Regions from separate parts of the Homo sapiens genome. Here region 1 is linked to region 2. A link is a loop called in an ENCODE intact Hi-C map of the cell type or tissue named here. Cell type or tissue: endothelial cell of umbilical vein. All regions are shown on one strand.

Region 1 (2,500 bases), 220 kb before region 2:
TATCTTTTCAAATTAACAAAGCAGAATATTAAAAAATCTAAATGGACTAACCTTTAGGTACTTTCTAATGGTCTCTTTGGTAAGTACCTGTTCTTTTTTAATTGTTAAACTCGAATCAGAGATTAGTGATAAACTTACCTAGCTGACTGCATTACCTCTTTCAGAGAGTATATACTCCTGAGTGGATGGAAGTCATGAAACTCAAAACTTATTACTCAGCAAAGTGCTAATGTTGCAGGTGAATTTTCACAACCCTATGCGAACACACTTTCTGGAGAACACGTTCTTTCCCTTTGTGTCTTGCTTTCAGTCTGCATAGTGCTCTCAAATGAGTTAGTAGTGCACAAGACCTCGGTGAGGCAGAGAGCATGGTTGTGGGAATGGAATGGTTATGCCGAATGCAAAATCTATGACGATCTAGGTCAGTAGTCTTCCAAACCTAGAATCTTTCAACTCTCCCATGCTTTTTCTCAGCTTAAGCATGTGTCTACACACACCACATACACACACCCTCCCTTCATATCGGTAAAGCAAAAAGCCCACATGTTAGGCGGAGCATTTACTAATCCTGGGGGCCAAGATCTGTAACTAGCCAGCTCCTTATGATGAAGAATTCTATGTCTTCCTCAGCAAGCCAAGCTTGTATATCTCTAAAGAGTAGTTTGGAAACAGCTCTTCCACCTCTCATCCCCAGGAATTAGTGTAGTCCAACTTTATGCCTACATACTTATGTGAACACATATAGATATGCATACAAGTTGAAAATCCTTATATATTTATGTCAAAAGTGGCTTATGATAGGTACACAGGGATTTTCATTCTTGCTGTCTTAGTTCATTTTGGCTGCTATTAAAAAATACCTTCGATGGAGTAATTTATAAACAACAGAAATTTATTGCTCACAATTCTGGAGGCTGGAAGTTCAAGATCAAGGTACCAGCAGATTCAGTGTCTGGTGAGGGAGGGCTTGCTCTCTGCTTCCAAGATGGCACCTTGCTGCTGTGTGCTTGCATGTACCTTGCTGCTGTGTGCTTGCATGTACCTTGCTGCTGTGTGCTTGCATGGTAGGAGAGACAAGGCAGCTCCCTTCAACCTCATTTATAAGGGCACTAATCCCATTCACTAGGGCAGAACCATCATGACTTAATCACCTCCCAAAAGGCCCTACTTCTTAATACTATAATGTTGGATATTAGTTCCAACATATGCATTGTGGGGAAACACCAATATTCGGATCATAGCACTTCCCTTACCCTAGTTAGGAGTATATGTAGTGTTAATTTGTAACACCCTCGCATATATCATCACTCAGCAATGAGCACATTGCATTTATTTCTTTTAAACTATCACTATCCTATTTTAGAAAGAACCATAGCATTTCCTATTGCTTTACAAAAATATGAACGGTTGGTGGTGTGCAAGGCTGAGTCACTGTCTGTTCCTGTTCCTCTTGAGTCAGTCCTAGTGACAGCTAGTTCTGTGACTTTTACTGTTTATCTGGTTATTTTATACGCACATACTGTGTTCATCTGGAGTTGATGTGACCTTAAATAAATTGAAGTTAGATTTTCATCAGTCTCGATAAGGGAAGACTTTATAATGAGTTGCTTAGATTGGATATTTTGTGGTTGGAGGGAAATCATTTCAATCTATAGGAGACAACAGATCAAAGAAGGAAATAAACAAAGGACTTGGCACAAGCAGGGCCCAGCCTCCAACCTCTTTGTGAACCTTGCCCCAGGGGTAGGATTGAGAGGGCAGAAGGTTGAATAGGCCTAATCCTGTATACAGCCCCTCGGCCTTTGGCACTGTGGAGGCATGGTGACATCTCAAAATTACATCCTTTTCCCCGCTAACTTTTGCTGTCAGCTTTAGTTGATTTTCTCATTAAAAAATTCATATGATATAAGATTAAATGGAAGTTTTTTATTCTTTCCATTTCTGTTATATATGGGTAACCCTCATTCAAAATGAGATTTGTTCTCTTTTATGTATCTTTTAAACTCAGTTCTAGAACAAAGAAATGACAACAGAATACTGAAAAATAGAAAGCATCTAAGTCTGTTTTAGTATTAATGTTTGTATCTCTTTTAAAAAATAGGCGGGAAATTTAAGCAATTAGAGAATTAGAAGCTAATTTTGGTGATTTCATGAGTGAAAAAAATTCAGCAAAGGTATGATATAGAGTGGTATGTTATCTAATGTAAGCATTAGTAACAGAAGCAGCAAGATGCCAAATTTAGCAATGTCCATTTACATTTATATAGCTGTGTATCATTGTGATTTAATTTAAAATTTTATATATCTTAGTGTCGATTATTTCAGGTCACTAGCTATATTTGATTAGGTTTTTTGATGTTCATATATAATAAGCTTTTTAAAAAACCTTGGGTCCACAGTAACTAACGCCAACCAGTTTAAAAAATATATTTGCCAAATTACCAAATTTACCATGAAGAAGAATATGCGAGAGAAGACTTAGTCTATAAAGAAGCCATTG
Region 2 (2,500 bases):
ACAAGGGTTCAGAGCTTCCAAATCTGGCACAGAAAGACACAGCCTTGATGTGCCATTTCTCAGCTGATTCTGAATTTTAGCAATAATGCCCTACAAGAAGAGATGGCTGGAGCCAGTTGTAATTTACCTGCTGTCAAATGATTCTGTCCTTCATAAAATGCTAATTATTTGGAAGACTGTTTCTCTTTGAATATTGTAGATATAGATTTTCAGGGTACCTTTCCTATATAATTGTCATTATTTTTTAAATGTTGACATACCTAGCACACTTTTGGAAATAGGCATTTTTAAAAGATTTTATTTTTTTTAGAGCAGTTTTATGTTTACAGCAAAATTGAGTAGAAGGTACACAGATTTCCCATATCCCCACCCCTGCCCTGCATATGCACTGCCTCCCCCCTTATCAACATTCCCCAGAGGGTACATTTGTTACCTTATCACCCAAAGTCCACAACTTACCTTAGTCCCAAGTGCTGGGATTCTATGTGTTCACTCTTTATGGTGTACATTCTATGTGTTTGGACAAATTTATAACTACATAGAACTCATTATGCTATAATACAGAGTATTTTCACTGCCTTAAAAATCCTCCGTGCTCCACCTATTCATCTCCCTCCTCCCCAACCCCTGGCAAACCGCTGATCTTTTTAGAGTCCCCATCGTTCGGCCTGGGCATGTTTTTAAAGTAATGAAGCATTTCACCATTGAGTGTCCGGAAAAAAAAAGGAAAGAGAAGGCTACTTATACTAGATATCGAATTATGGTTGTATGTTTGGCATGAATAATTTTTAATTGAAAATAATCACAATGTTTGTCTAAATCCTAGCGCTCAAAGAAACAACCAGATCTGGTTTTGAAACCAAGACTGCCCTGTTGGTGATGAGGAAGTCAACTGCGCAGCCTCAGTCGCCCGTGGAGGCCCCGGGCTGGCGGCCGTGACGTTGCTGCCACCTCGTGCATATTATCGGTAGTGCAGCCAGCGAGGAGGCCTCAGCCACGCCGAGGTAGCAAGCGCTGGCCAGCTCACTTTGATGGTCTTCAGCTTAGCTCACGTATTGCCTAGGAACACCAGGGGCCTGTGCAGTTTATTATGTGTTTGTGGTGTTTATTAATCCACAGAAATATTGTTTTTGATAGACAACCTAAGATAAAGGCTAATAAAAGACTGAGAATGTGGACTCGATAATTTTGTTGGCTTCAGGATAAAGAAAAAAAGTCAGTAAATGGTACCTGAATCCTCCAATAATTACTCCATCTTATAAATTACTGTTTTCTCTTATTCCAGCCCACAGTCTGTCATTCTAGAAAGTATGATATATTAATTTTTAGCTAAGCAATATCCACAGGGAGTAATCAGAGTTGGCACTGTACAGGTGTTTTTCCAATGAAAAGGTTACTGTTGGAATTATTTATAAGCAACATCAGAACACTGAATATTAACAAACTGAATTTCACCTGGTTATTAAGTAGCAGGAGATACATATGCACCAAATCATCCCGCTTTGACCTTGAATGGTTGTATGTTTATCCAAGAAAGAAGCTCCCCCATCTTCAATGTGCTATTAACCTTCCTTTTTGTCCTTTTTCATTTCTTCCCTTTTAAATTTTATTGTAATGAAATAGTTAAGTCCTACACAAAGGTGTAAACCTATGATACTGATTCTACTTGACTCTGCCACTCAGCTTGGGAAACGCATTACCATCCAAACAGGTGAAGCCTTTGTGCCCCCTCAGCTGTATTCCCTTCCTTCTCTTTACAGTTTCCACTTCTCTAAATTTGGTGTTCATCATTCCCATTTGTTTCATTACGCTTTTGCCGATACATATGTGTTCCTAAACGGTACAATGTACGGGTTTCACGTTTCTGAAACGCTGTTGAGATGGTATCCGTGTTTTCTGTAACTTGGATTTTTTTCTTTCAGTATTAGGATTGTGAGACCCATCCATCATATTAATTTCCCAGAATTGTCGTAGCAAACAACCACAAACTGGGTGACTTAATAAAACGAAAATTTATTCTCTCAGAGTTCTGGAGGCCAGAACTCTGAAATCAAGAGGTGGGCTGGGCTGGGCTCTCTCTGGGGCTCTAAGAGAGAATGTGTTCCTTCCTTCTTCCAGCTTCTGGTGGCCCAAGGCATTCCTTGGCTTGTGAATCTCTGTTTCTGTCTTCACATGGCCTCCTGCTCTCTGTTGTGTCTTCCTGTCTTAGAAGGACACTTGTCATTGGATTTAGGGCCCACCTGATCCAGAATGATCTCACCTTGAGGTCCTTAATTACATCTGCCAAGCCCCCAGGCAATACATGGTGGAGGTAGGTGTCCAACCCATGCATTTTGACCAACTCCTCCAACCACTGGATGACATCGCCTCTAAGCTCAGAAAGCTGCAACTTCTGCTTACACAAATAATGGGCATTTAATGTGGCACTGGATCCAATACTCAGCTTATATAGGTGAGAACTAACTAGTATTGGAGGGTTACAGGGCAAGGAATTGGGCAT

Evidence for each region. Peaks named below come from ENCODE experiments on the same cell type or tissue, not always from the same donor. Only the 100,000 strongest peaks of a DNase experiment are listed, where the experiment ranks them.
Region 1: it touches region 2 in a loop (2.9-fold over the local background); 5 of 110 quality-filtered maps call a loop at or near these places.

The regions. Positions count from the first base shown.
Region 1 is chr2:171,797,583-171,800,082 of GRCh38, reverse strand. All of the region lies in intron 13 of SLC25A12 (solute carrier family 25 member 12), which reads left to right. Among named protein-coding and RNA genes, the nearest start is that of SLC25A12, 95 kb to the left of the region's middle. RefSeq lists an enhancer at 1,394-1,924. In endothelial cell of umbilical vein, no CTCF peak of the experiment used is centred here; a DNase peak (open chromatin) is centred at 1,492; H3K27ac peaks cover 1,457 bases.
Region 2 is chr2:171,572,715-171,575,214 of GRCh38, reverse strand. No RefSeq gene overlaps it. Among named protein-coding and RNA genes, the nearest start is that of CYBRD1, 51 kb to the right of the region's middle. In endothelial cell of umbilical vein, a CTCF peak has its summit at 955 (motif pointing left); a DNase peak (open chromatin) is centred at 934.